2 separate regions of the Homo sapiens genome follow, and region 2 is linked to region 1. Evidence: chromatin loops called from intact Hi-C (ENCODE). Cell type or tissue: endothelial cell of umbilical vein. All regions are shown on one strand. Links, peaks and the distances in the headings refer to the core of each region. The heading gives the core; the rest is flanking DNA. Region 1 overlaps LOC105370275 (a long non-coding RNA gene). Region 2 has its middle 29 kb from the start of LINC01080.

What was found. A loop is a pair of places that touch in the nucleus more often than their neighbours do. Peaks named below come from ENCODE experiments on the same cell type or tissue, not always from the same donor. Only the 100,000 strongest peaks of a DNase experiment are listed, where the experiment ranks them.
Region 2: a loop joins it to region 1, with 2.0 times the contacts of the local background. A loop is called at or near these places in 22 of 110 quality-filtered maps.

Annotation. Positions count from the first base shown.
Region 1 is chr13:80,122,985-80,139,032 of GRCh38, reverse strand. The region is part of intron 2 of LOC105370275 (a long non-coding RNA gene); the gene reads left to right. Among named protein-coding and RNA genes, the nearest start is that of LINC01080, 120 kb to the right of the region's middle. RefSeq lists an enhancer at 5,488-5,987. In endothelial cell of umbilical vein, for the core only: no CTCF peak of the experiment used is centred there; DNase peaks (open chromatin) are centred at 5,352, 5,952 and 7,652; H3K4me3 peaks cover 296 bases; H3K27ac peaks cover 1,050 bases.
Region 2 is chr13:80,031,700-80,047,747 of GRCh38, reverse strand. No RefSeq gene overlaps it. Among named protein-coding and RNA genes, the nearest start is that of LINC01080, 29 kb to the right of the region's middle. In endothelial cell of umbilical vein, for the core only: no CTCF peak of the experiment used is centred there; a DNase peak (open chromatin) is centred at 7,017; H3K27ac peaks cover 1,996 bases.

The DNA.
Region 1 (16,048 bases), core at 4,363-8,362:
AAAATTATTATTTATGATTTGGGGTAAAATAAAATGTGTTGACATTCTGTGATCTTCCATTAAATACCAGCTACTGTGCTGACTTTTAGGAATAAATATAAAAATAAATAAGACATTATCTGTGGCCTTGGGAAACTCATTCTAAAGTCAGAGAAATGCAGAGGTGATGTTAGTAAATATATGCAAATTTCTTTAGATGAAATATTTTGGATCAGATGAGATAATGTTTTAAGACAGTGATCATTTTTAAAATTTTAACTAACTTTTTTTTTTTTTTTTGAGACAGAGTCTCACTGTCGTTCAGGCTGGAGTACAATGGCACGATCTTGGCTCACTGCAACCTCCGCTTCCCAGGTTCAAGCAATTCTCCCACCTCGGCCTCCTGAGTAGGTGGGATTACATGCACCCATCATCATGCCTGGCTAATTTTTATATTTTTTGAGATAGGATTTCACCATGTTGGCCAGGCTGGTCTTGAACTCCTGACCTCAGGTGATCCGCCTGCCTTTGCCTCCCAAAGTGCTGGGATTACAGGCGTGAGCCACCGCGCCCTGCCTAAAATTTTAACTTTTGTTTTCTTTTCCACTCGAGTCTATCCTCTATTCATCACCTCAGGGTAAGGATAAAACAGAAAAGAGAGAAAAACAAGAATCTCGGCTCCTTATAAATTTCTTGATTAAAGCTTGAGACTTATACCTGGCACATAGATAAATAGTTCAGTGACAATTCTGTTAACAAATGTTCTCTCCAACACTTTCATGTGCTTTTAAATTCGTGCTAGTATGGTGAGAATGGAACAAGCAGGACCATGTAGGGGAAAGTTTGGATTCAAACCAAACTTGAAAAAGATGACATCTGGGAATCAGAGTTGCTAAGATTACGTGTACACTTAGAGGACTAAGTACACTAGAGGACTTTCTTAGTGAAAACATAGTCTGAGGAGAGAGAGAGAGAGAGAGAATAAGTTGATCTATATTGGAGAAATAGCAAATGAAAAGATTGTTAAGCAAAAGTAATAGGATTTATTAAGATCTTACTGTATGCTGTCATTTAAACTCTGGAGCCAGCTATGCCTGAATTCTACCTTTGGCAATATGAACCATCAAGTCACATTTCTACTTAATTCAAGTTTCAGTTGAGGTTTCCATCACTTGCAGTTGGTAAAAATCCCAAATAATATATATATAGTGCTCCCCCAAATTTCCCTTGAAATAGCAGAGGAAAATAAAAATGAATCTGTAGCACTCTGAAGATGTAGTTCAGGAATGTCCAAAGCATGTATAAAACTTCTTTCAAATCTCCCATTTCATCTTAATCAGAATCTTGTGTCATTCTTTGTAATATCTGTTTTTTTTAATTAAAAGATATGTATTTCAGAAAGAAGGAAAAAATAGAGACTTACACCTCATTACATAAAATTTCACAAAACATTTGCAATTGGTGGTGTCATTCCCATTTTATAGATGAAGAACTCAAAGCTCAACGAGATTAAGTAACTTATTCAGGGTCACAGAGCTATAGATTGAAAAGCCAGTATTCAAATCTAGGTCAAGTTTATTGCCAAATTTTAACAATTAACCTGAGTCTCCATAATCATGGACCAGAAAGAACACATATGTGGGGAGCACCAGAATTGAGACAGGCCAGGTTTATCCTAAAGAAATGAATATGAGGTTAAATATAAGAGTAACTACAACAACTAAACAACCTCTATGAGTATCTAATATATATCAGACACTGTGAGCAAAAGAAATCAAGGGATGGCTAGAAGCCCTTGGAAGGAACTACCAAGTGAACAAGTAACATGAGCGTGTGCAGAAAATTAACTTCAGCTGTACATAGTTTACACCACCAAGGGCTCCTGACGTTCCATGAGCATTGTTGTGCTACTGAACTGACTTGGTATGGTGAGCTACAGAAGCAATGTGATCAAATGGATGACGCGAGAGAGCTGCAGAAAGTACAGTCTGAATTAAATGGCACCATCTTGGGAGACTAACTTACTGTGCTCCCTTCTCTCCTGTTCCCTTCCAACACAGGTGGTAACAGTGGAAATGTAATGCCAGAAAACCTGATTAGCAGAACTTTCTGTTCCATTTTATAGTGATTTCAACCTTGATTAGTTTTCTATCCTGAAACTTGGGACTCACTGGCTGAGTGAGTGATTAAGTAATAGTGATTATCAAATATGTTTTTAATACAGAAACATTTTTTAAATTACCTTGAAAATAAATTTATTACATAAGGTTGCGGCAGAATTTTTAAAAGACTCATCCAAGATAATATATTAATATATAATGCATATAAACACATATGAATACTTTGTTGTACACTTTAAAAAAAAACAGTAAAATACCGTTGTGTCTGAACGGTAAAAAAAAGATATGAAAAGTTAGTTATTACTCAGTTAATCCAGAATTGATAAAACAAGAAAACTCAAATTCTAGAGTGTTTTGTTTTTTAATTTTATGAAAGGGAAGGAATAAGCAGAATTAATGTTTTGCTCATTCAAGTGACAACAAAATTTGTATAATGCTCTACAGGTTATAAAACTCTTATCCGAGTTAGCTCATTTAATTCTTATAATAGAAGGATGTGACTTTCCATAAAGGTTGTAGTTTCAACTAAGCCTAGGTCTCTGAATCAAATTCCATTCCTTTTTCATCCCATCGTCACTTCACTTCACTTCACTTTTACACCATGTAAGGTCTTCATGGACTGAATTCCTAAACAAACAAACAACCCCAAGACGCTACAAAGAACATGGGAGTACAGATCTCTTCAAGATCCTCATTTCAGTTTTTTAGAATAAATACCCAGAAGTGGGATTCCTGGATCACATAGTAGTTCTATTTTTAATTTTTTGAAGAACCTCCATACTATTCTTCATGGTAGGTGCATCATTTTACAATCACACCAACAGTGCCTGTGAGTTTCAATTTCTCTGCATCCTCATCAACACTTGCTACTTTCTTTTTTTTTTTGAGACAAAGTCTTCCTCTTGCCCCCAGGCTGGAGTGCAATGGCACGATCTCGGCTCACTGCAACCTCCGCCTCCCGAGTTCCAGCAATTCTCCTGCCTCAGCCTCCTGAGTAGCTGGGATTACAGGCATCTGCCACCAGGCCCAACTAATTTTTTTGTATTTTTAGTAGAGACAGGGTTTCACCATGTTGGCCAGGCTGGTCTCAAACTCCTGAGCTCAAACGATCCACCCGCCTCGGCCTCCCAAAATGCTGGGAATACAGGCGTGAGCCATGGCGCCCGACCATTAATGGCAATCTTAATAGGTGTGGGGTGATAGCTCCTTGTGGTTTCTGATTTGCATTTCCCTGATAATGACTGACAATGAGCATCTTTACATATACTTGTTGGCCATTTGTATGTCTTCTTTAAAGGCATGTCTATTCAAGTCCTTTGCCCACTTTTTTGTTTTTCTGAGATGGAGTCTCACTCTGTCACCTAGGCTGGACTACAGTGGTGCGATCTTGGCTCACTGCAACCACCGCCCCCTGGGTTCAAGTGATTCTCCTGCCTCAGCCTCCTTAGTAGATGGGATTACAGGTGCCTGTCACCATGCCCAGCTAATTTTTGTATTTTTAGTAGAGATGGGGGTTTCACCATGTTGGCCAGGCTGGTCTCGAACTCCTATCCTCTGGTGATCCACCTGCCTCGGCCTCCCAAAATGCTGGGATTACAGGCATGAGCCACCACACCTGGCCTTGCCCACTTTTTAATTTAGCTATGTGTTTGACTGCTACTAGTTGTAGGAGTTCCTTATATAATTTAAATATAACTCCTTATCAAATATATGATACTTGCAATCCTATGTTCATTGCAACTACTCACAATATCCAAGAATTGGAAATAATCTAAATGTCCATCAGTGAATGAATGGATAAAGAAAACAGGCTATATACATAAAATGAAATACTATTCAGTCATAAAAACAGGGAAATCTTGTCATATGCTACAACATGGATGAAACTTGAGGACATTACTTGATGTGAAATTAGCCAGTCACAGGACAAATACTGCATGATTCCACTTACATGAAGTATCTAAAGTAGTCAAAGTCATTAAAGAAAAAGGTATCATGACGGTTGCCAGAAAATGGGGGAAGAGTAAATAAGGAGTTGCTGTTCAATGGGTATAAAGTTTCAGTCATGCAGGATAAAAATGTTCTAGAGCTTTACTGTACAACATTGTGCTTAGAGTTAACAATAATGTACTGCACACTTAAAAATTTGTTAAGGGTATAGATCCCATTTTATGTATTTTTTTCTATAATTTTAAAAAATGAAAAACAAAAATGAAGAATGAGAGAACTAAAAAGCAAAATCTATTCAAATGATTAGTTGACTATTTCTGAATCTAAATCTACTGCAGATGACAATTCAGGCCATTACTCAGGGCCAGTCTTTGTTCCACTGATAAGCAGTTGGGGCAGTGAGGCAGGAAAGCCACCTGCTGAGAACAGGGTCTAAAAGAGACCAGAGGTGGGATACATGCAATTAACCCTTAACCTCTTCCCGGCTCACCATGATGGAGCAGCTGATTTGCCTGGCTCTCCTCCTCTCTATATTTTCATCTCTATATGCCCTTAAAATGTAGCTGCCCCAAATTCACCTCCTTTTTTGGGGAAAGTAGGTATGTATGGATCTTCATATTCTGATCGTCTTGAAATGAGTTAGGAGAAGCAGTATTTTTCTTTTCTGGTTAACAGTCAAGGAGATCTCTGGTTTATGAGAGTAAACTTGGTTACATTTTCAGCTATAAATGACTGGCTCTCTTAGGAAATACAAATGGACAGTACTTGGAGGCTGGAGGAGTATGGAAAATCTGACGAGGAAGGTGTGGACCTGGCCAGTGGAAAGCATTTTGGTGGGTCTAATGATTTTGGGAAAATCTCTGCAAGGCTGGAACATTTTGCCACACGTAAGTGGTTATTTCCTTAGCCTCTTCTACATTCACTGAGAGCTCTGTGTAGCTGATTGGAGAGTGAGAGAACTGAAAAACAGTCCCAGTATGAGTCTGTCAAGAGAGATGCTTCAGTGTAAGTAAGTTTTTCAGATGTGTTGCATGTAACAGAGCCTGGTTTCAAACAAAATCTGCCTCATTCTGGTCCATTTAATTCTTGGAAACATAATTTTATATATCCAGAAAGTCCTTTGAGCCCTTCGAGGGAGCACTGTAAAGGCTTTCACCACCACCTTACCGCCGTTCTGTCAAAGCAGGAAATCAAGTCCTGCCAAATGCAAATGAGCTCAGACTCCAAAAGGCCAAGTGTCAAGATGCAGAATGCTGCCGGATTTAGAGATCATGCCCCACATAGATATTTGAGGGTCTAACAAACTATAGAAAGTCATCCTGAACATATTGAAAATGTGTGATTTCAGAAATCCTAGCACGTGCAAAACCATTTTTATATTAGTAAGTCAGAATACCTTTCCTTCCTTTTCATGGTGGCTTCAGAACCTCCAGGGAATTTATCAGAGCCTCCTGTTACTATGGTTGTCTGCTTTCTGTTTTGGAAGAGAAAGGCTTCTTTTTGATTCACATGTCATAGCTGTTCTAAAATAATGCTGACTCAGTGTCTGAAAGATAGCATTGGCTTTGCTGAAAGAAAATAGAAACCGGTCCTCTAAAACCTACTGCTGTCCCTCAAAGAGTTAACGGAGTCAGTTCCAAAGGAGTTAGGCAACGGCTGAAACAGGATAATAAATGTGACACTCTCAGATTATCAGTAGCAAATATTTGATCTTATCAAATAACAGAGGAAGTAGTTTAGTTACAAATAAACCAATCTCTCATAAAACAAGTTTTCACACAGGTTCATTTCATTGAGCTGGAGACAGTTAGAGGCCACTTGTAGGCAGAACTCCCACTCTGTACACTCTGTAACAGCCCCTCGTGATTAATGGACAGCCAGGGGGAGGCTGCATCCTGCGGCTCCAGGCTTCATATCAGCAGAACAGCCATAAACAGCATCTCAGGATTATTGCGAGGAAGTGACTCCTCCTCTGGGAACATAGCTGGGCTTGTGCTCCTTCTCCCTCACCACCCGCCTTCTTTCTGTCCCGCTCGCTCTTTTTCCCTGTAGAGCAGAGACCATCGTGTCCTAGAAACTATAGTAGATGTCACTGCTTGGCACTTGCTGTGCAAAGAGAGGACAAGTATGTGGGTGTGAGGGGGAGGTGGAATGCTACTCTTAAAGTAACAGGGACTGTGCTAGCCAGGGCCTCGATGGAGGCTTTTTTGTTCCAGTCTTTGAAACCACTTTGGTGAAGGCATCCAACTTGGAGTCCAGAAAAAAGTACAAACACTGTTTTAGAGTAGGAAAAAAAAAGTTAGAGCTCCTTCTTTCAAAGTAAAATTCTCATTGAGATTAAGAAGAAGTAAAAAAAAAAAAAATCCTGGTAAGATTAGAGTAAATTAGCAAGTAAAAAGAAAAGGAGAGAAAGCTGGCAAATTTTTGGTGTGTGAATATCATCTCTAATGAAATAGAAATATGAATACTTCTATGTTATAATTTCATGGAAAGTTTGTTTTACTCCCCCTAAGGATTGTAAAAATAAAGCATGCAGATTATATGAAATATGGAAATAGAAACATAAAGCTGAAAAAATTCAACCATGACACCACCATTTGAAGGCAACCATTAAGAACACTTTAGTGGATTTTCTTCCAGGCTTCTTCCAACATCTTTTAAAAAGAGATTGTTGAGACCTTAACCATATGTAGAATTTTCTTTCTTACTATTTTCAGCCAACATTTTAGCATAGTCATGACCCCATCATGTTATTCAGTCTTTTCTTATGTATAATCTTCAGGTTGTAAAATATTTATTTTGCAATTTTAACAAACATAGGGCAGTTTTTAGAATAGGTATGTATTCACGCTAAAAAGCAATGCTTGACTGCTTTATTTTTCAGATGTACTCATTTATTAAAAATTATTTGCTTCGAATAAAAAATTTGTTAAATTGTAATAAAAAATTAAAGGGAAAATTCTATGCTATTATTCTCATGGTTAACTCATTAACTTTTATGTTTAAATATTCTGGGAATTGTATTTTCTGCAGAATTAGAAAAGATTCAGTCCCAATCCCCTAGCCTTATAATGTACTTAACCCCACTAATGCTCTTTCAAATGCATAAATCCAGAAGTCAAGATGAATTTTAAAGACATGACATTCACATTTACCCATTGTTCCCCCTCGACCTACAGTACCTGAATTGAGATACATTTTGCTTATATGAGATATTGGGAACTACTTTTGGTGACCATTATCTTTTCTGATCCAGGAACTGGACACATTTTCTCCCAATCAGCCTCAAAGCCATTATACATTCTCCACAGTAATTTCACTGTGTCTCTCCAACAATGCTTCCCTCTTATTTAAAACCCAAAATAAAAGTTCTGCTGGAAGTGTTTGCATAGAAATATAGTTTCTATGCAAAAACAACAGGCAACCCTCTTATTTTTCTTATCCTGAATTCATTTAAAATATGAAACTTGCCTTTTGGAATAAGATGGGTCCTTTTCCTGTTTCCAGAACAATGCCCACGAAGGGTTAAAACACTGTGGTCACTCAGTCCCTGGGGGCGGGGCTGGTGGAGACTGCACTGCCTGCTCCCAGGGCGTGGGATTCAGCTTGTTTCCAAATAGATTTCCTCTAAATTGACTTTCATTTTGATCCCTATGAGACTTACGTTAAAGGGCAAAAAATAGTTTCCTCTTAGAATAAAATCTAGACTTAACTAGATTTTTTTTTCTTGCCCCCAAATAGATGTAATTTAGAATATTTTGGTAGTTTTGAAACCTACTTCTTTTTGCAGAATCCAAACCGAACGTTAATAGGCTTCCAAACATTTTGTTACTTGTACTCAGAACTTCTTGAGAAAGCAAATCCCAAATACTGAAGCATATTGTACTTGCAAAGCACTAAATTTTAGCCCCGTGTCTCTCTTAAGAGATTTTCTTTAGGTTAACGGTAGCTCTAAATTAAAAGAAAGTTTGCAAGATAAAGAAACCTACAATTTGCACTATCAATTTAAAGAAATATTATTTCTTTACCTTTTTCTTCAAAACATTTGTAGTAAGTAAAAAAACTTACTTATGTTGAGTAACATTATATGACGATGGAAGTAAATGAACATTTATTAAGCACGATAGTACCTGCCAGGTTTTATATACACTTAAATATTTAATTTAAACCTTACAACAATAATGGCTTGGGATAGGTATTATTATCCTAGTTTTATCAACCAATTAACTGGGTGTGGTGGCTCACATATATAATCCCAGCACTTTGGAAGGCCAAAGAGGGAGGATTGCTTGAGCCCAGAAGTTCAAGACCAGCCTGGGCAACATAGCGAGGCTCTATCTTTGTGCATGCATGTGCATGCTTGTGTGTGTGCATGCGTTTGCACGCACACACACACATAATTAGCTGGGCATGGTGGCACAAGCCTGTAGTCCCAGCTACTTGGGAGGCTGAGGTAGGGGGATTGCTTGAGCCAGAGAGGTCAAGGGTATAGTGAGTCGTGATTGCACCACTGCACTCCAGCCTGGGTGATAAAGCAAGACCCTGTCTCAAAAAATGAAATAAACAATCAACCTAGTATAATTAATAAAGTCTGGAAGACAAATTATCTCAAATTTGAAAGGGAATTTATTCACTTAACAAAGGTGTTTCTTGTAACATATGACATTGAAATACAAAACTAAAAAGTGAATTCCAATCATAGTGATAAATTCTAAAAAAGGCAAACCCATTTAAAGACGCAATATTGTTTTCCTCCCCTGAAAATTCAAAATTGATATTTTTTATCGTTTCTAAGAACCATGCAAATGTTCGATGGCAGAGTCAGTCTCGAAAGTCAAGGACTAAGTGTGGATATAGTTTCAATACCATAATCTGAGGTTCCCAGCAATCCTCTTATTTTTCTTATTCTGATGAACTAAGATGTTTAATATTTTTCTCGCTCACTCTCCAGTTTCCCTGATTATTGTTATAGCTCCTTGTTGGATAATTTGCCTCAATCCGATTTCTGCATGGTCAAACCACATTTCCATTATTGGAACAGAGGACACGAAAAGCCTTGAAAGGGAGGTAGTTGAAGTAAACATGGGGGCAAGGAAGAACGCCATGTGAATCATCACTGTAGCTACTGTTTACTGAGGGCCAGCTCTGTGGCCAAGTTGGTGCCAGGTGCCTTGCTTGTAATTCTCACAGCAATTCTTATGTCTAGTTGAGGAGTTTGAGGTTCAGGTATTTAAAAACTTGCTAAAGATAAAAGCTAGGAAGTGCTAGAATTGTTATTTAAACTGAAATCTGTCTGACTTCAAAACATTGACGTTTGTAGTTGTAGTGATTTTCTAATATTCTCATTTATCACAGTTCAGAGGCAGATATTGGCAAATAAAAAACAAAAAGGACCCAAATGCATCACATCTAAAAGGTTATCAAGAAACTAGTTTATTAGAGGAGTTTGATGTTCGTTTTTCTCTAGGTCTTGAGAAAGAACTGAAAGAATCATATTTCTTTCTTGGATTTATGAGATCTCAGTCTGCGACTAGACCAGCACTTTCTCAGATCCCTTCAGTTCTGTAATTCTTTTTTTTTTTTTTTTTTGAGACGGAGTCTCACCTGTCGCCCAGGCTGGAGTGCAATGGAGCTATCTCGGCTCACTGCAACTTCTGCCTCCTAGGCTCAAGCGATTCTCCTCCCTCAGTCTCCCGAGCAGCTGAGATTACAGGTGTGTGCCACCACACCCGGCTAATTTTTTTTTTTTTAATCTTTAGTACGTATGGGGCTTCACCATGTTGGCCAGGTTGGGCTTGAACTCCTGACCTCGTGATCCACCTGCCTCAGCTTCCTAAAGTGCTGGGATTACAAGCATGAGCCACCGCTCCCAGCCTTAGCTCTGTAATTCCATGTTCTGTGTTGACTACCTCTTCTAGCTGAATATTCCATAAAGTATAACTAGAACAATTACTTGAAGGAATAAAAGTGCGTGATGATAATTAACATACAGTCTTCTACACAACCCCATTTTCCCCTAAGATTTCCAATGACAGTTGTCTTAAAATTAGGGCATATAATAGAATAAGAATCAGCTGGCTATTAGAGAACTGCATACTCTCATTGGTTTGGTTCTATTGGTTCCCTCAACTTTCAATAGATCCTGAGATGGCCTGATTGCCCTAACATGGTGCCCTAAATGACTAGCCACACTCACTGGGGCTGTCAGGAGTCAGTAATGTTTCCGTATTGCTTTATTTCAGATTTGTATGTGTTATCCCTGTGCTTGATATAAATCATGTTTCAAATAAAACAGCTGTTATTAAATATCTTGGCCTTTTTCCTGAATTGATAATGAACAAGTATGCTTCCCTACAGTTATTGAGTTAGATCAACTCAACATCAGTATATATACATGTTTTTATTACAGGATAATATTTTTTATAAATATAAAACCAATCCATTAAAATTTTTCCTTTTATGTAAAATTTCCTTTGCATCATTTCAAGGCTGAGCCATAACCTAAAACTTCAGTGCAGGATTACACAGGGCTCTGATCCTACAGCAAAGCAACGGGCTTTAAAAGGTGGGCTTTGTGAAGAGTGGTGCTAGTATTTGTTAAGCTCCTTGATCATTCCCTACTTCATCTAATTCCTTCCTGCAGTACTCACACACACTAGTCTTAATATTTGAACAACAGTGACGGGAAGACCCCCCTCATGGAATCATCCAAATTTAGAGAGAAAATATCCACATTTATCATTAAGATTTAGCCTAGAAGCCTGCCTTTGGAAGGAAGAAAATAAAGCAAAGGGGAAAAGCCATCCTTTTCATTCCAGGGGATTTGGGGAAGAGGAGAAGAAACACTAGCGCTTGAAAATATATTTGCTTTCCCTAATGTTTTGGTTTCAGATAGCATCCCATCTTCCCTGCTGAAAAGGTACTGTTTGAGATAGCAGTTAATAGGCAAGAGCTGAGGTGGTCCCAATCCCTACTTCATGTGGTATAAAAATAACAATGTGAAGAAAGGATAAACACTCATGGAAAGCTAGCAGTGTGGACACCTAGCATTCATAGTGTTGCTTTTACATGCTTAGAGTTCAGATTCTGTGCGGGAGTCCTTCACACAGCCTTTAGCAGGTACTGATGGACTTTGGGGAGATTCTGGGGTTCACCCTCCACACCTCAGTCACTCAGAGGAAACGGATAAGGTTAGAGTATCAAGGCAAATTACTGAAACTGCTTTATTTACCTAGCTAATTACCAGAATGAGTCCCAGTCTGAGCCCTCAGCTGAATTTCTAAATCTATGGTCATTGCAATGGTGCCCACAGGCTAGATAGATTCAGTGGTTCTCCACCCTGGCTTTACGTTAAAACTGCCTGGTGAGCTCCAAAGACACTCAAGCTCAAGCCCAAACTAAGACCAATTAAACCAGCATCTCCAAGGGTTAGAGCCCTGGAGCCACTGCTTTTCAAAATCTCCCCAGGTGATCATAATGTACAGCTGAGGCTGAGAATGACTTTATTAGCTGCAGATTACTATTATTATCCAACAGTGGCAAGCAATTTTCACTCACCTTATGCCTGAGTCAGAGATTCTTAATTTTATTTATCACCCAGGGAGAAAATATTTTAAGCACAGAAGAATCTTTCATATACAGAAGGATACATTGTATATTTATTTCATGTTTAAAGGAGTTATATTATGACAAGAGCACAAATTGAGGCATTCTATTAAATCACAAAATAAACATTGTTCTTAGTTCACACACATGCTCTGCTCTTTGTAAGGTGGGAATTAAGCAGGGATCCTCAACCTTGGCACTACTGACATGCTAGTCTTTTTGAGGGAGGCTGCCCTGCACATTGTAAGATGTTTAGTATTTGTCTCGACTTCCTCTCATTTGCTGCCATTAGCATCCCCCTCCCAGTTGTGACAACCACATCCAGACAATAGAACAACATCATAGTGATCCAGACATTTGCTTAAACCAGGAAGAGGGGAGGAAAAGGCAAAAGTAGGCAAACACTAATCCTGGAGCTTAATCCATTACAGTCAAAACTGCTGTCAAGATAAGTAAAATTTCCAGTCTAGCCATCCTTGACAGCTACTTCCTCCTGAGAATCTTTTCTCTTTCATTGTGACTGTCACTGGTTTTAAGGAATGCAACTGTCTGTAACCCCAGAAAGTAGGTGTCAAATTGAGGGCTGTTTAGAACTCCAGGTATGGTCTGGAAAGAAGACATTAAGATGTGAATTAACAAGAGCTTTGTGTTTTTGTAATTTCTCTTTTTCTCTCTCTTTTTTTCCTCACTCTCTTTTTAGATGTCAAGCATGTACATAATTAAAACCAATCAGGCTCTAGTTAATTCTGTGACACTACAAAACATATTTTATCATTAGTGATTATTCCAGGTAAGAAATTATGCTGACAAAGCTCAATTTATGAGAAATGCATCAGAATCATTAAAAGAATCTTGTGATACAAATTTCTGTAAATATATTGTATAGGAAGACAATCTCTTTTTAATATAGGTGAGTTATATCTTTGGATATTAAAATTCGAAATTGAGGCCAGGTGCAGTGGCTTATGCCTGTAATCCCAGCACTTTGGGAGGCTGAAGCAGGTGAACCATGAGGTCAGGAGTTTGAGACCAGCCTGACCAACATGGTGAAACCCCATCTCTACTAAAAATACGAAAATTAGCCAGGCATGGTGGCGGACACCTGTAATCCCACTACTTGGGAGGCTGAGGCAGGAGAATCGTTTGAACCCAGGAGGCAGAGGTTGCAGTGAGCCGAGATAGTACCACTGCACTCCAGCCTGGGTGACAGAGAGAGACTCGGCCATAAATAAATAAATAAATAAATAAAATAAAATAAAATTCCAAATTGAAAATATAATGGACCAGTCTTCAAAAAAATATTTTCTAGAATAGCAACAGTGTACTATCAGTACTATCATTGAAAACTGGAAACATAGATAGGTTAGGAAACACTTTAAGAGGCCAACTAGTCCAAATCCAATTCAGGGAAGATTGAAATACATCTGCAGTTGGATGATCCATGATTCTTATTGTTAGTTTCAAAATTACTCTTTGGTTTTAGGGGTTTATAGGATGCCCCCCACCAAATAAAAATCTTACATAAGCCTTGTGCCTATGTGAAAAGAAGTAACCATTAGTGTATAATTTGATTTTGAATATCCCAAAGCTTTAGGGATTAAACTGGCAAACAAACAACAAACAAACAAAACCTCCCCTTTTCCAGTAGACTGGAAATTTGTATCACAAGATTCTTTTAATGATTCTGATGCATTTCTCATAAATTGAGCTTTGCCAGCTTAATTTCTTACCTGGAATAATCACTAATGATAAAATATGTTTTGTAGTATCACAGAATTAACTAGAGCCTGGTTGGTTTTAATTACGTACATTCTTGACATCTAAAAAGAGATTTCTCCAGGTTTTTTGTAAGATTCCCAATAGGGAAGCCCAACAGAGAACTGTCCTACTGTGACAAAAAATTTTTAAATTTACTTCCTGGGTTTTGAACCTAGCTTTCTTCTTTGGTCTTTGATTTATATCAGGACACACATGCATTTTCACTCTATGCTCATCTCCTTCCAGTTCCGTAAGGAAAATGGATATCTATCCAGGCCCTTGACTTTGAACAATGAGACTCACAAGTTGGTTCACTTGGCATTTACATGGTGTTAGGCAAATAATAGCCTATGTTTGTGTGTGTGTTTGTGTGTGGCGGGGGGCGTTTGAGTGGAGGTCGGGTAGGGGATTGTTCGGTCTCATAGTGACTCTGAGTTTAGGCTAGTGTGTCCTTGTAAATATGTTTTGTTACTTTTTAAATTTAATTATGTTAACATTTATACATATTTGAAAGTTAATGTTTTTCATGGTTAAACATTTCTTAGTTTACAGATTCGTTACTTGTTGCTATTGAAAAGCATTGTGTGTTTCTTTGTAACATTAGCCTAGAGCCTCCCCACAAAGCCATAAAATTACTGAGTACAATAAAATAATATCTAAACAAAGAAATCCATTTTAATATAATTTTATCATTTCTCTAAAATTATTCATATTTAATCTTAGGCTACTTGGATCTGATTTTTGTGCCATTTATTATTTTCTTTTTGAATGGAAAACTTCAAATGTAAAATGAGTAAAAAAGTAACTTGAGTTTTCCACCTACAAAGTTTGCCAAACTCTCAGTTAAAAGCATCGAGTCTCATATGGGAGGAAAGAATTCTAAATGCCAAGCATTCAAAGCTAATTGACTAATAAGAGATACCTTGGTAAGACCCTCGACATTCCAGGACTATGTCTGGAAATCAGTTACCAAATTTCCAAATACTGAAATGTTTGGGCACAAATCTTCCTGGATTGCTACTGAATCACATTTTCATTCACAGTAACGTGTTTTCTATGTCTATCCTTACATCACAAAAGTAGCTTCCTTTCCAACATTTTCCAACTTTTGTCTCTGAGTTGGTGGTCATTACACAAAGAAAAAATGTATTAGAGTCCTGAGAACTGAGAGATCAAAGAGTTGATTTGAGGTAGAAATAGGGGTCGTGCCCCTTCCTTATGCTGGGTGCTAGCACTGCCACATGACATCATTCAGTTGGGCCTTAGCAAAGTCTTAGTCACTGCAGAGGGTGAACTATCAGTATTGCTTGCGAGTAGTGAAATTCACTACTGTTAACTCTGTGGATGTAGAGGGACTTAAAAAAAATTGGATGAGTTTTCCCTCTCCTTCCTCCTCTTTTTTTCTTCCTCTCTTCTTACCCTTCTGGGTAAAAGCAGCTGGATAGCGGTTGAGAACTTGGACTTTGGAGCCAGGCTGTCTGGCTCTTGTTCTACCACTTACCAGCTAGCCGCTTAGTCTTGGGCAAGGTATTTAACTTCTCTGTAACTGAGTTTGTCCATCTGTGAAACCTATCCCTTATAGTGTTGCTGTTAGAATTAAATGAATTAATATATATATAACTTTTCTAGCACTGCCTAATACCTAGTATTCACTAAAAAAACAAAAACAAAAACAAAAAACAAGGAAACGAAAAGGAGCTCCTATTGTATATCAAGTGCTTAGCTAGGCACTAAAAGGGAATCTCTGACATGTGGGATATGCTATGTACATGACCAACACAGCCCCCACTTTATGTCACTCAAGTGCAGCCCCGATAGAGATTGACTGGTACTTCTGATTCCCAGCCTTATTTTTCCCAGGAGAGAAGGTATGATTGGCCCCAACTTGTGCTAGATATTAACTGCAAACTGAGCCTCTGTGGCCATTAGACCAAAGTTTTTTTTTTGGTCTTTTTTTGTTTTTGAGACAGAGTCTTGCTCTGTTGCCCAGGCTGGAGTGCAGTGGTGTGATCTCAGCTCACTCCAACATCTGCCTCCTGGATTCAAGCGATTCTCCTGCCTCAGCCTCCCAAGTAGCTGGGACTACAGGTGTGCACCATCACACCGAGCTAATTTTTGTATTTTTAGTAGAGACGGGGTTTCTATGTTGGCCAGGCTGGTCTTGAACTTGTGACCTCAGGTGATCCACCTGCCTCGGCCTCCCAAAGTGCAGGGATTACAGGCGTGAGCCACTGCTCCTGGCCTAAACCGAGGTTCTTTAGTGTAGCAGTCCCCAACCTTTTTGGTCTCAGGGACCAGTTTCGTGGAAGACAATTTTTTTTAAAATTTTATTTATCCGAAAATAAAAGCCTGCATGTGTCTATCATGTTGGGAAAGATGTCCATTCTTCAGGTCATTAACTTCCCTTGAATAGAATAAAATCTCAGTTAAGCAACAAATAAGACAAATCTCATTAATTTAGGTAGACAGTTGTGCTAAAAGAGACCAAATGAGTAAATTTTAAATTCCTATAAAAGCTCTTTCTTCTTTGGAAATTTTTTGTTTCCTTCAAACCATAATTGATAGTGTCTCCTTGGAAACAATCCTAAGAGATGAGTTGGATTCCTGGGAACCATGCAGTTTAAACTTAAATTATA
Region 2 (16,048 bases), core at 4,909-8,908, 92 kb after region 1:
GGAAGGAAAGGAGCTTGGAACTGAGAGAAACACTTTACCAACAGAATGTAAACCAGACACGTTAAACTCACAGTTGGCCATAAAGAACAGCCTGAGTCTGATAGAGGGACGACAGCCAAAACAGAAGGTTCTTGTGGTGAGACGGCTGATATGGTCAGGCTGGAAAAACCTCTCCATTCCTTCCTGTGGGCACCTGAATTCCACAGGCTTGCAGATGGCAAGAATCACTGAATTACAGTTCCTTAGAGTTTTCTGTGTGCTAGTCGGAGACCTTGCACATGGCATTGAGCTCAGCACACGACGATTTCAGTTCCTTGAGCAAACTCAGATAAAATGAGGCGGAAAATGTTTCTAAAATAAGGTTTTCTAGGGAGTGTTAGTAAAATGTGACACTATCCTAGTGTAATCCAACAGGTAGGAGGTTGGATGGCCTCCCAGGCCTTCAACACACTGTATATTTGAATGTGCACAAGAGGAAATGCTCTAAAGACATGCATTTTCTTTTACCTTTTAGACTAATCCAGTGGAAAAACTATATTCGACCCAAGGATCTGTATCCACACAGTTTGACAATAATTTACTTCTTTCTGGAAGCGATGAGCACAGTGTAATTCCTGAGAAATTTTAATAATGATATTTTAATTATAATTAAGTGAAACCTAGCAAAGTTGGCTGTATCTGGAGGAACTCCACTGTGGGAAACAGATTCTTAAGGTAATTTTTTTGTTTTATATTTTATCCTACACAGCCTTACCTAACCTAAAATTTCTCAAGGTTAATTCAGCACCAGGTGGGTACTCTCGTTTTTGTCTATCTAAAGGGGGGAATTTGAGATAATGGTTGACATGTCAAAAAAGTGGCAATGTAAAATGGGGGCTAATCTTCAGAATGAAGTGTTCCCCCAGAAGGTAAAGCTGTCAGTGATCACCTTCTAGAAATTATTATACTGGCATCCATGACCCTTGCTGAGAGGATCTTGATTGAGATTCAGAGTATCCAAGGAACACCTTGAAAATGTGGGTCATACAATGTCATAACATTTGTAAAGGGGTGCATGATCCAAACTTATTAAAACCTAACATCCAGAATCTCTTAAAGTTTTACTTTTCGTTGTGTGATTTCTTTCCTCACCAATTTCTTTTCCAAGGGTGTGCTATTATTTCTCCTACTGTCATTACTTCTCTCATTCAATTCAGCCTACTTCCACAAGCTCTCATTTTGTAGTAATTAATTCATTCAACAAATATCTGCTAAGGGCCTGTTACAGTGTATGTCCTGGTCTAAGTGCTGGAGAAAGGATAGTGAAAAGAAAAGCAGATCCATTGCCTCAAGAAGCTAATGGTCTAGTGAGGGGGGTGTAGTAAAAAACTAGAGGGGGTGTAGTAAAAAACTACGGTGGCTCACACTTGTAATCCCAGCACTTTGGGAGGCCGAGGTGGGCGGATCATGAGTTCAGGAGTTTGAGACTAGCCTAGACAATATGGTAAAACCCCATCTCCACTAAAAATACAAAAATTAGCTGGGCATGGTGGCGTGCGCCTGTAATCCCAGCTACTCAAGAGACTGAGGCAGAAGAATCGCCTGAACCCGGGAGGTGGAGGTTGCAGTGAGCTGAGATCACACCACTGCACTCCAGCCTGGATGACAGAGCAAGATTCCATCTCAAAAGACAAACAAACAAACAAACAAAAACTAGAAGACACCTGCCTGGGCTATGCAGCAAGACCTCGTCTATACTCAAACTAAAAAAGATAAACCAGGCATAGCGGAGAGTGCCAGTAGCCCCAGCTACTCAGGAGGCTGAGGTGGGAGGATTGCTTGAGCTCAAAGTTCAAGTTCAAGCACTGAGCTACAATTGCACCACTGCACTCCAGCCTGGGTGACAGAGCAAGATCCTGTTTCAGAAAAAGAAAAAAAGCAACAACAACAAAACTAGAAAATAAGTAAATAAGATAATAGTGTATTTGAAGGAAAGAACAATGACCAATGTGGCTGGAACAAAACAGGTGATGGGAAAGCATCCCAGATGAGACTAGAGACTAGTGGGGAGGTCAGATCTTCTAGAATGTCATAGGCCATGTCATACACTCTGAAAAAGAGTTCCAATGTTTGGGTGTTTTTTTTTTTTTTTTTTTTTTGGTTTTTTTCCCAAAGTCCACTGAGAACAATTAAAGTGTTCTAACCTATGATATGATCTAATTTGCAATTTTAGAAGATTGTCCTGTTTTCTATGTGGAAATAGGCAGAAGGAAGGGTCACTAGAGAGGGCAAAGAAATCAGTGTGGCTGCCACTGGAGGAATGGAGGATGATGGGTCTGTGATGAGGACAATGACAGTAAAGATAAAATGAGTTCAGTGGATTCTGGGTATGCTGCTTAAGTAGGACTGAAGAGCCTGCTTATGGTTTAGACATGAGGCATAATAGCAAGGTAAGTAACCAGGATTTTATCTTGAGCATTAGCTTCATCAGCTGCCAAAACAAATAAAATAGACTGCAGGGCTTAAACAACAGAAATTATTCCTCACAGTCTGGAGGCTGAGAAGTCCACGATCAAGGTGCCAGCCAATTCATTTCCTGGAGAGGACCCCCTTTCTGGTTTACACATGACTGCCTTCTTGCTGTGTCCTCACATGATGGATAGAGAAATCATCTCTTATGTCCCTTCTTATAAGGACACTAATCTCATGAGGGCTCTACCCCATGACCTAATTACCTCCAAAAGTTCTGCATACAAACAGCATCTACTGGGAATAATGGCTTCAATATATAAATTTGGGGGGAGGCACAAATATTCAGGCCATAGCAAGAACTTAGAGGATGGTGATGCCATTTTCTGAAATGAAGGATACATGGAACAAACAGCTTTTAAGGGATAGAGGAAAAGACAGAACTACTAATTCTCTTACATTTGAGATGCTACCACAGATGCTAAGCATTGAAACCAGAGTTCCAGTCTGGTAAATCATCAGCTTTTAGGTGGTCTTCAAGTCCATGGGCCTTAGTGCTGTCACTGGTGGAGAGGACCAGGGGCAGAATGCTGAGAGGTCAAATAGATGAGGATAAAGGGCCAACATACTTTCTAGAGACGTAAGTTGCTTTGTATATTGCGGTAAATGATGACTATGTACCAGACAGTTAAATACACATGTTCTTGCCGTTGAGAAACTTGCTATCCCATGATGGAAATAGAAGCATAAATATACAGTCTCAGATAATTTTAGTGTAGCTTATTTAGGTACTTCTTTTTTAATTTAGGGAATGAGCTGTCTCTAGTCCCCATGTGAATTAGTCTGTTTTTACACTGCTATAAAAAACTACCTAAGACTAGGTAATTTTTGAAGAAGAGAGGTTTAATTGACTCACAGTTCTGTAGGCTTAATGGGAGGCATGATTGGGAGGCCTCAGGAAACTTACAATCATGGCAGAAGGCAAAGGAGAAGTAGGCATGTCTTACCATGGTGGACCAGGGGAGAGAGAGTGAAGGGGGAAGTGCCACATACTTTCAAACACCTACATCTTGTGAGAACTCACTCACTATCATGATCAAGAAGGAAATCTGCCCCCATGATTCAATCACCTCCCATCAGGCCCCTACCCTAACACATGGGGATTACAATTCAAGATGAGATTTGGGTGGGGAAACAGAGCCAAACCATATCACCAAGGATTATGGCAGGATAGATAGATAGATCTAGAGAGAGAACAGTTCTGATCATATTTCTGCCCTTCATTTATTCACAGATATTTATCAGAATTTAATCTGGTCCAGGAACTATTTTAGGTTCTAGAAATACAATCAAGAGAAAGACAGACATAATTACTGGTGTCATGGCTCAGTAGGGAAAATAGACATTTAAGAAATAATTACAAAAATAACTTACGATTGTGATACAAGAGATAACGGATAAGTATAAGGTTTTTCTGAGAGCATATACCGGGCTGAACCTGGCCCCATCTGGTCTAGTAGGACTAGGAAGTCATGTTTTAAGCCTAGACTTGAATGATGGTTGATTGAAACTCAGGAAATTATAACAGTGAGAGAAGAGTAAGTAAGAGGAGCGGCATAAGGAAAGACACCCAGGTGAGAAGAAATTTGACACAATGAAGGAACAAAAAGAAAATGACATGGCCAAGAGGTGGTGAGGGGGAGCTCAGCTGAAACGTGGGCAGAGGCCAGGTGCTACAGACCTTGGAGGCCATTTGATAATTGTGACTTTACCTGAAGAACAAGGGGAAGTCACTGAGGGAAGTTCAGTAGGGGGAGACATGGTCAGATTGGCATTTTAGGAAGGTCACAGTTGCTATTTGGAGGAGAAGATTGAGATGACTGGAAAGTCTTCAGGTAGTTTGATAATAACCCAGGCAGAGAGGTACAAGCCCCATAAAGGCTCTCAAGAATAGGGGCTCAATCAATGTTTCCAGCCAAATTTCTATTTACCGAATAGGGAAATTACATAGAGAAATTAGATGACTGTTTTTTCCCAAACACATTTGAGGGCTTGTAGTCTCCAAGCACTTTGCTCCCTATGTTTGGAAAGATCTCTGCCTCCAGCTTTATTATTTAGTTTTCATCCACTATCTTGAAAGTATTTTTTTTTTTCCCTGAAGACATTATTGGCTCTCATTAGTGAATCTAATTTTCCTTTCTTAGTGTCCAAGGATTTCTTTTTTTAAGAATATGAGATAAAAATGTTGAGGATACATGCCTCAGAGGCCTTTCCAGGGTTTTAGCATGCCGGTAGCTGGATAGTACGAAGTTACTCTATAGAGAAAATTCTACAAGGGAGGTGGAGAATGTGCCAGTAGTGGAAGGCACAAAAGGGTCAGGGTCTGAGAAATGGTAAAGGAGTCCCAGCTAGAATTAGGTTCCTCTGTGACTAACAGCCACCAAATAACAGTACCTCAAAAGTTGACTTCTCTTTCTTGTAAAAAGTCTAGTGGCAGATAGTCTAGACACCTAAGGTAATTCTAGAAACCTACACTTGATCTATGTTTTTGCTCAGCCAAACTCAACGTGTGACTTCCATTAGATGGCTGAAGATGGCTGTTTCGCTGCATCAATGTGTGACTTTCAATAGATGATCGAAGATGGCTGTTTGGCACTGTGTCTGAATTAAGCCAGAAGGAAGGAGGAAGAAGATGAAGAAAAGGCATGCCTCTACCCCTTAGGACCACGTCTCTGAAGCTGTATACAACATTTCTGCTCTCATATAATTGGGCAGAACTTAGTCATAGAGCTACATGTAGTTGCAAGGGAAGCTATATGCACTAATGTGCTTAGTTAAACATTGGGATTCTCTTACTAAGGTACATAAGGAGAACATATATTTGGAGAGGCAACTATCCATCTCTGCCACAAGATCTGAAACAATTATTGTGAGACTATAAACATAGAAAAAAGCTCCAGAGATCAGGGGGAAGTCAGAAATTATTTGGGATTCCAGTGAATGGAATGTTGACCATAAATGAGAAATGATGCTTGGGATAATTCCTAGCGAGCATTGGCTTTTAGAGTTGGGATTGAAGTCAACCAGCTATAAAGAGCAAGACTGGGTGGGGTACTTTGAAATGTCATATCATTGTGTATGGCTTTTGTGGTAGTTACTGCTTCTTTTTAGAATAATTCTCATAACTAGGTAGAAAGCTCACCTTTGAAACTTCTGCATGCCTAATAAAATGCTTCACTCACACCCAGTTGTTTTACTCAAGCGAGTAGTTTTATGGTAACTGCATTTGGGGTAACAGTCTTACAGAAGAGTTAACACAATGGGCAGATTCCAGGTGTGCTGTCATTTGGAGGAGGCAAATCCATACAGACAAGAAGTAGATTAGTGGTTGCCTAGAGCTGGAGGAGGGTAGGGATAAGGAATGGATTACTACTGGGACTGGGTTTCTTTTTGGGGTGATGAAAATTTTCTAAAATTGATTGTGGTGATGGTTGCCTAACTCTGTGAATAGCAATGAATTGTGCTATTGTACACTTTAGGTAAATGGTATGGTATATGAGTTATATCCCCAATAAAGCTGTTAAAAAAGAATGAGAAAGACCGAGTGACTTGCCAAGGTAGTCTCTCAAATGTGTTGTTGTTTTTTCTTTGAAGCTCTTAACAAAACTTTTAAAGACATGCAAGAATCATTATGGCTCAGAGTCCTGATGGGAGTACCAGGCTCTCTTTTGAGCTGTTGTCTCTTAAAACTTGTAGCATGCCTTGTCACGTATGTTATCAAAAAAGTAAGGAAAAGAATAGCTTCAGTTCCTATTGCCCTCAAATCTGAGACTTTCAGATCAGAAGTTTAACCTAATGTCCTTGGGCATGGGAGGGAGGGAGGAGGTGTGAGGGGAGATCCACCTTAGACTTTAACCTCCCTAAAGGTGTATGCCAGTTGTAAATATGTGCTTAGTTGAATTATTCTGGGAGGATGCATCTTTATCATAGTCTCAGAGGAATTTATTGCCTCTCCCACCCCCACCCCCAAAAGAGGGAAGCTTTAAAAATATGAAGTATAAAATGCAGCATATAAAAAAAAATCGTTGCCTAATTTATATTTACTTTGTTTCACTGATTGGGAAAGAAGTGAAGAGAGGAAAAATGCTGGGTTAAGGGGGGCAGGCCAGGGTGGTGATGGAGCGACTCATTCTCAATTTCTGCAAGGAGGAAACAATATTTCTTAAGACATAGTCTAAATTAAACTTGGTAGAGGAGGAGGGACTGATCGAATGTGCTTGTTCTCTCTTCTTTCCCTGTAATCGTTTTAGGAGAGGGAATGGTTTATAGGGACAAACATCAACTCTGATGAATCAAATGAAATGAATGAGAAAGTCATACTTCATATAAACACTGCAAATCAATGTTAGCCCTCCTTACCCTCTCCATTGAAGATGCCTGCCACATGAATGATTCATGTTGAACCATCAACTCAGTACAGTCATCTGCAAGAACACCAAGGGTTTGCTTACACATAATTACTCAGAACTGAGTAGGAGGAAATCCTTGTCTCGGATCATGGGAGATAATGGAATTCCAACGAAGGATGCCTTGGCAAAGTAGAAGTACTTTCCCTTGGACCTTTGAAATCCTTAATGAGTTGAATCATGTCAAGTAACAAAATAAACAAGGATGAGAAACATCAGTTGGGTTCGGTCCAAAGTCTAGCCTGCTTAAGATTGGGCTTCCCTCATCACTGCTTAAACATTATACAGTTTTCTATCAGCCAAGCCTGTGTTTTTTTTTTTTTCATTTTTTTTTCTTAAATCAGATTTCAAAAGCCAGGCACTAGCTGATGGTAATTAGTAGGCATCGGTTGCAGTTTATTCTTGCTGTTCTTTCCAGGCATGCATAATTTTTGTGAAGAGAAAAGAAAATCCAATTACCCCCAAATCTAGCCAGTGTGGCTCATCTGCTCTTGTGTTAGATCTTTAGAAATGGTTCTTAACAATAGAAATGAAGACATATGGTACTTGAGAACAGCATCTTGCAACCTTATTTATAATATTAAGGAAAAAAGCCCAGTCAGGTGAACATTGACATCCTACTTTATGAAAATCTGACACAAGAAATGTTGATCCCATAACACACGTAACATAGAGACTTGCTCATACCATAAAGAATTTATTGGTGATTTTATTTCTAGTATCCCTCTTACATTTTAAAAGACTCCCTTAAAAATGCTTGACTTGAAGCTTTCCAGGAAAGCTTACACAGTAAAACTAAAAACATCTGATACAATTTTGAAGGACTCAGATTCTTCAAAGCAAGGAAAGTGAAAATTTCTACTCAACTTTGTAAAGGTTGGGTCTATGACAAAATATTTGATAGGTTAGATTATTTTGTTATTTAAATTACTCCTTGAAATGCTGGTTAATTTCAGATTTCATTGATCTTTGAGTTTCGGAGAGTGTTTTAGTATTGCAATAGTAAATACTAAATAGAATTTTGGTAACAAAAAATACCCTTTATCATTTGGATTAACATTTTTAGGTCATGTTTTTCTTCTCTGTATATTTATCTGTGAAGAATAAATGACATTAAAGGTGAATCATACTAAAATTGCATGTATTGTTTTTTGCCCAAGAGAATTTTCTTGCTGCAAGTAAAAACACACAAAAAAAGTTATTGAAAAAATTCAGCTTTACATTTTTAAATAAGCCCATTTTGAACCCTTCTAATACAAGCATTGTTCAACAACACTTTGTGTTTATAATAGATTTTCATTAACCACCTTGTGTCTGATAGATACACTGTTGTGTATCTATCCTGATGACTTCCTGTTGGACATGAGCAGAAGGGCACTTCCCGGGATTGCAAGACCATCTTTGGCTCCAGGAAATTTTTCTATTCAGTGTGTAGCAAGACATTGATTATGGGCAGAATTCTCCAATTATAAGAGCTTTTCTTTTTTGTCTGGATAGTAGTTTGATCATATCATATTTTTGCTAAAGGATTCCTAACAGACTCTGACACCTTATAAATTTAAGTCCAAATTCCTCAACATAGTTCACCAGGTTCTCGTCATGGGACTTACTGTCTTCCTTTCACTTCCTCTTGCAAATCAAAACCCACCCTCTGTTTCAGTCAAGGTCTTCTTCCTGCATTCATGCTGATTTCCCTCTCAGAGCCCAGGCTGTCCCATACCCATTCATCTTTTCATACATCCAGTCTAAGATTCCAAAGAAAGCATACTTTCTGGACCAGGTGCTACTCTGGGCATCATGTCAGCACAAAGGTGAATAAGGCACAGTCTCTGTCTTTGAGGAACTCATAGTTTAGGGTTGAACGTGGACATTTAACCAAATATATAAAGTAACACAATGAAGTAAGGACATTCAAGATTAATTAAGGAAGGGATTTATTTTAGGGAATGACATAACAGAAGAGGCTGTAGTTGATTTGAACCTTGAAGAATAAACAGGAGTCTATCATGAGCATTTGGATTTTGTCTGGTAAGTTTTTTTAAGTCTAGTATAGGCCTTCAAAAATATTTGTTGAAAGAGCTAGCAAAATGCTAAATGAGTTTTGGTGGTGGGGGGTTTGTTTTGATATACTTTTCTTCCCCAGTTCTGACAACAGCCTTGTGAAGTTGGTAAGGCTATTAGAGCTATACAAATAAGATACAGGCCCAAAGGAAGTTGACCCAATAAGTGGAAAATCTGAAACCACATCCATTCTTCTGACTCTAAGGCCTTTGTTCTATCTACTCTGCCTTTCTACCTCCCTGAGTGCTCTTTTGAATTTCCTGACTGCTCCCATCACAAATAAACACAGAGCAGATACTCAACAATTGTTTATTGATTGAGAGAAGCATATAACTTTGATGTCAAAATTTTAATACAGATTTTCCAAGCCCTTTAATAGCCCCTAAACTGGACTTTATATTTCTTTAACTTGGCCCGTTGACATTTCTCAGTCTTTATACTTCCTGAGGCAGGGATAAACTGCTTGCTTATTTGAAAACAAAAGCATGCAGACTATAGGCCATCAATAGTGACCGTGTTGAAGAATCTCACTCCTAAGCTATAGTCAGAATAGTGTTAGAAGGAAAAACAAGAGGCGGAGGCATGTCCACAACCATATAGGAACTTCTCAGAAGCCACTTATCTCTTGGGCAAATAATACCAATTACTCTGCAAGTTTTCTCTATAGCTCTAGGGCATGGTGTGACACTTTTTAGTTGCCCAAGTGCTACTTTCAGAGGTTCAAAACCACAGAATGGATATTCATTTCCACGACTGCATTAATGTATCTCCTTACAGAAGGAACGGAAAGTCTTTTACTCAGTGTCAAGCTTTCCCAGGTCTTTACACTTGAGCACCCGCCAGCTTTTCTACAGGCAAGTCATGGGGTCATAATCGGGGAGCAATGTTCTCCCCAAATGTATGCTTTCCTTTCAGATAACTCTCCCAGAACACCCCACTGACCCTTTGTGCCCTAGTGATGGAAGAACATTTTTAGGTGAGATGGTGTATTTTACATAATGTGTTCCCAGATGCTTTCCATGAATGACTCAGGGCAGGGTAAGCTGCATAAAATTCTGGTGCAGCGGCCGGAAGAAAGCTGCACTCTGTTTAAGCATGAGTGTTGTGTTGTGAGCAGGCTGAGTAATGATGTTCTGTGAGTGACTAGTCTAAGGAAAAGCCAGTGAGTAGGAGTCAGGCTCTCTGACTTCAAATGTCAACATAGATGGAACAAAAATGAGCAGGTTAGTTAAACTCTTTGGGCCTCAGTTTCTCATTTGTGAAGCAAGAAAATTAATGCCTATTTTTGCCCATTTGACTATAGTGGCAGGAAAGGTCATGTGTAAAGTCAAGTTGACTCTTATTTATTGAATGTTTCACAAAAGAAGCATACATGTCATCAGAGAATATGCCTGAAGAAAAAAGAGATTGTTTCAACCAATGTTTAGTGTCTGGTGCCAGGGATATGGTAGTAAACAGATGTGTTCTTGCCCTTAAGGGCTCATGTGGTAATTTAGGAAACAGAGACTAAATAATTAATTGCACATTTAATTATACAATTAAATGTGATAAGTATCACAGAAGAGAATTATGTATAAGAGTATAAGAACAGAAGAAGACAGTCTAGTCTCAAGAAAAGGTTCAGTATGGGGATGACATTTAAGTTGAATTGTGAGAGAGGAAGGGTAAATTGGGAAGTGGCAAAGATGTGGGAGATGCCTTTTTAAAAAGAGGAAGTGTTATACGTAAAGGTTTGTGAGGCAATTGCATGTGGCAGGAACCTAGAATTGAAAGCAGGACTTCGGGGCTAGGGGCAGTGAGTGTGGTACTACATGGTGCTGAGGGACCACTGGGAACCAGCTCACTTGGGGCCTTGTATGCCAAGTGAAGGGCTCCAAATGGTTATTATAGGAAGAATGAGAGACTTTACAGAGTTCTAATGAGAATGGCTTGATCAGATCTTTTTTATAATTACACTGAATGCAGGGTGGAAAATGAATTACTGAAGCGTGAGAGTGCATAAAAGGACACCCAAAAGTACATTTTAAAAATGGAGTCTACCCAGTTCCTTCCTGCCGTGTAACAGGAATCCAGGGCCACCATTTTGGTGCACTTGAATAGATCCTGACTTTTTGTCCTTTTATGCATATCCCACCACACTTAATGTTCTTATATTCTATTCTTTCTAAAACTCTGCATAAGATAAAATGTGATTATTTCTTGATTTGATGTTGATAGGTGGTAAGCTAGCCTCCCCAACTAACATAGCTATATTCTAATAGTATTATAACTATCTTTTCTCTTCATTAATATTTACTAAGAAAATAAAATCTAATTGTAGAGATAAGTTAAAGATAGATGGATGAATACATAGATATATAGACAGGTGAAATATAGATAAGTAGATAAATAGATGGATGGATGGATAGAAAGATAGATAATATAAATTAGTACGCTTTTAGCTGCAGGAAACAGAAATCCCACATAATAAGTCTTGAGGCAAAGCAGCTCCAGGTTAGTGAATTTGTTGGCTCATCATCATTTTAAGAACCTAATTATTTTCTTTATTTCTACCTGACTATCCTCAGCATATGGCAATCTCTCTCCTTTTTTAAATTGCATGTATGTTTGTGGGGTACAATGTAATGTTTTCATATAAATCTTGATGGTCACAAGCTGGTTGCAGTTGTCTTGCAATCACATCCCATCAATCCAGGGTTCTGAAAAGGGTTTAGCTCTTCCAGGTGTATTCTTGAGAGAGAAGAATCCTGTCTCAGAAGCTCCTCAGACAATCTTATTCATGTTTCATGCTAGGCAATTCACAGGGGAATGAAATGCCTATTATTTTCAATTTATTAACTCAATTATCTTAGAGTTATTACAACTCTCATCCTGGAACTGAAATTTAAGGCAGGCTTTCTTGAAGCAAAAGGCCTTGGTGACTCCCTATAGAAAATTAGGATTTATTATTAAGGAGAAAGGGGAAATGGCTTTTGGATGGCTGAGACATCAGTGGTGTCTGCTTCACATGTAAAAATTAAAGGTAAACCACAAAAACAGTCAAGCAAATGAATGATACTCAAAGTGTCATGTCAGCTTGCAGCATCAACATTACCTGTGAGGGTGTGAGAAATGTTAATCCTCTGGCCCTACTAAGGACCCACTGAATCAGAATGTTTGAGGGTGGGCCCAGAAATCTGTGTTTTAGGTTCAGCAAGTGACAGTGATGGAGAGAATAGTTTAAGAATCATTGCTCCAGAGTAAAAACATGTTTCAGAAGGTTGAATGACACCAAGCAAGGAGTTGAAAACGTGGATCAGAGCTGGGGGAGAGGGATCAGAGCTAGGAAATTTGACTAATCAATTAAAACACAGGCCTTATATCATGCTAGTAAGGGAGACATTTTGCAAGGAAGCCATTTACCATTCTCTGAATCATATTACCTTCTTTATCTACTGGTAGAACCATTTTGGCTGCCAGAATAAGACAAATGGTGTAAAGATAAGAAAATATTCTACAAAAACTATATGAGGAAATAATTCACTATATGATAAATAATTCACTGGGAATAATGCCCAGGCATGAAAGTATTTGAGTAAGTTTAGAATTTGGAAAATAGATAATAAATTCTGGGGCATAAATATGGAAATGAAAACATGGAGTGGCTGGAAGGCATGCTGTTTTACAGATCCAGAATAACAATTATAGGTTCTTTCTCTGGACATTCCCAGATGCTGATCAAACAACACTTGATACAGCTGCAAACTGCCAGCTAGTAAATCTATATGGAAATTTACAATCTACCTGGGGAATACTTTTGTGAATCTGAATTGTGGGAGTGGAGATGAAAGTTTTCATGTATTATTTTTTATTTGTATGAGTACATGTGGAAGCCACACACCTGCTATAGATGTTGCTCAAGGAAACACATAAGTCTGGCTTATAACAGGCTGAATTGTTTTCGAAATAAAAAGTGTAGAAAAGAGTAGAACAGAGTCCACAAGACCATCCTAAGCTCGTCATCTGGAAAAGGAAATGTGTGGATTTCTGTTGCTTTGGCATATCCCAACATCACGGCCAACTGAATCTAACCATAAAAGGCTTCCTTTAGAAGAGAAGAAAAGGGCAAAACAGATTCACAAGAGGACTGGAAGCAGAGATGTTAACACTTAGGAGGTAAAAGAGAAAAATAAGCTAGACATCGAGCCATAAGAATAGTCATCTCCAAAAAGCACCCTGGCTAGCCTCAACCTTGTTCGAAATGTACTTGTACGCAATTAGTTTGCATACTACTTTGAAGTTTTTGGAGGGCTTCTTCTCAAGCCGTGGTTCTCAAATTGTAATGTTTATCAAAATTACCCAGAGAGTTTGCTAAAACACAGGTTTCAACTCAGTAGGTCTATGGAGGGCCTGAGATTGTGCATGTCTAAGAAGTCAGAAATGCAGTTTGTTTGAGGACCACACATTGAGAACAACTTAGTTAAGATTTTTGAAGTTAATTTTTTTGTATTTTTTAATATTTTCTACTTTTCATTTTTGCTGATACACACACACACACGCACAGTCCTCTGACAAGACCTCTAACTTGCTTCATAGTCCAGGAACATGGGATTACTGGTGACTGAAGACAGCTAGAATAACACTAGGTTTCGTACCTCTCATGCTGATCACCCAAGACACTTACAACATTAGAAGGGCAGAGGAGGAAGTTCTGCAAGTGTAACTTTTATTTTTCATTTACCAAACAGAGGAATGAAAGTCTCTTGGAATTCTAGATAGAATGTAAGTATTATATTAGGAAGGAAATAAGGGGAAAAAGAACAAGCTATGGCCAAAAATTAGTCTGTTAATAGTTTTAGAGAATGTCATGCACCTCTAACAGAGAACTTTGGATGTATGAAGTCCTGAACATAAAGTTGACTAGTAGTATATTAGAATTAGACATGAGGCATAAGTTTATAATTTATAAACATAAGTTATGAGACACAAGTCTATCATTATTTTAAGAAGAATGATTAATTTTACCAAAGACAGCTGAAGCTGGACTAGCTGCAAAAAAATCGTATGTGTAAGTCCATTCTCACACTGCTATGAAGAAATACCTGAGACTAGGTAATTTATTTTAAAAAAGAGGTCTAATTGATTCACAGTTCCACACAGCTGGGGAAGCCTCAGGAAATTTACAATCATGGTGGAAGGCACCTCTTCACAGGGCTGCAGGAGAGAGAATGAGCCAAGGAGGAATTTGCCAAACACTTATAAAACCATCAGATCTCCTGAGAACTGACTCACTATCATGAGAACAGTGTGGGAAAAACCACTGCCATGATTCAATTACCTCCACCTGGTCTCTCCATTAACACGTGGGGATTATGGGGATTATAATTCAAGATGAGATTTTTGGTTGGGACATGGCCAAACCATATCATATTGTGACTAGGATATAAAGTTATAGTAATGTTTTAAGTGTTGTGATTCTGAAGTTTTATATTTGAAATAAAAACATAGTAGTTAGTCCAAGAACTCTACATGTGAAGATTAGTATTGCAGAGTAGCCATTTAAAAATGTACATAGGCCAGGCACAGTGGCTCACACCTGTAATCCCAGCATGTTGGGAGGCCAATGCGGGCGGATCACTTGAGGTCAGTAGTTTGAGACCAGCCTGGCCAACATGGTGAAACCTCATCTCTACTAAAAATACAAAAATTAGCTGGGCATGGTGGCGCATGCCTGTAATACCAGCTACTCAGGAGGCTGAGGCAGGAGAATCACTTGAACCCAGGAGGTGGAGGCTGCAGTGAGCTGAGATCAAGCTGCTGCACTCCATCCTGGGTGACAGAGTGAGACCTTGTCTCAAAAAAGAAAAAAAAATGTACATATGTTTTTTAAAAATAAAATTTATTTTATTTCAAATATAAAAGAGTAATGATTGAATATAGAATTTTCTGAAAATTTGGAAAATTTGACTTAAAAACATTTACTCAGTCTCACTAGAAAGACAACAAATATTAATATTTTATTGCATTTTTAGTCTTTTAAGCATCTTCTATATAATTTTGATACATAAATTTTACTATAATTTTTTACAGTGCTTCTTTTACTAAATATTATGTTTTTCCATTATTAGAAATAACCATTAGTATATTTAATGTCTACATGCATAGACTGAATGTACCACAGTTTACTTGAATTTCTTTTTATGGCCAAGTGCTTTGTTTCCGCCTTTTCTCCATATTCTAAATAGCACTAAAATGAGCACATTTGTACACAAAAGTTTCCCTGTATTTAACATGATTTTCTTTGAATAGATTCTTGGATTTAAAATTACCTGTCTCAGACTTGGAAATTTAAGACCCCTTCTACACACTGTGAAATTATTTTCCAAAGAAGCTATAACGTTTTTCTTTCCTGCTAACAAAACACTATCTCCAGTATTGAATATCCTAAATTAATTTTTAATCTCTGCCAATTGGATAAGTAAAAATTTAGATCTTGTTTTAATGTGCATTTTGTTGTTTACTAATAAATTTTTTTCATGTTGGCTGATGAAATATATTTTCTCTTATATGCATTTGACTTTCAATTCTGTTCATTTTCAATTGAGATATTTACATTTATTTATGAAAAATATGAACACGCATTTCTGAGAATTAATAAAATAAAATAAAACCTAGAAACATAAAACATCTTAGCTGGTCTGGGAGAACCAAGTGTTATAGGTATAGAATAACTTATGCTTTCCAATTTTCACCTTTTGGAGCCCAGACAGTTCAGTATTGTGTTTGAGAAAGATAATTCCAAAGTAAAACAATCATAATATTAGGATAAATAACACCATTTAACCTAAATCTTTCCCAGGGTAAGTGCAACATCAAAGATGTGGCCCGTTTAAAGGCAATTGCCCTCAAATGGAAGATGTATGGTCAACATCAAAAAGTTTGGGTTCTTTCCTCAAGTGATCAACCTGCAAATGGGAAGGGGGCAACATGTTTAGTGGCAAACATGCTAAATAACTGCTTCACCATTTCCCAAGTATTTACAGACCACTGGAATGGACACATCTGCCAGTTCATAGTTAAGTAAAGCAAGTTTG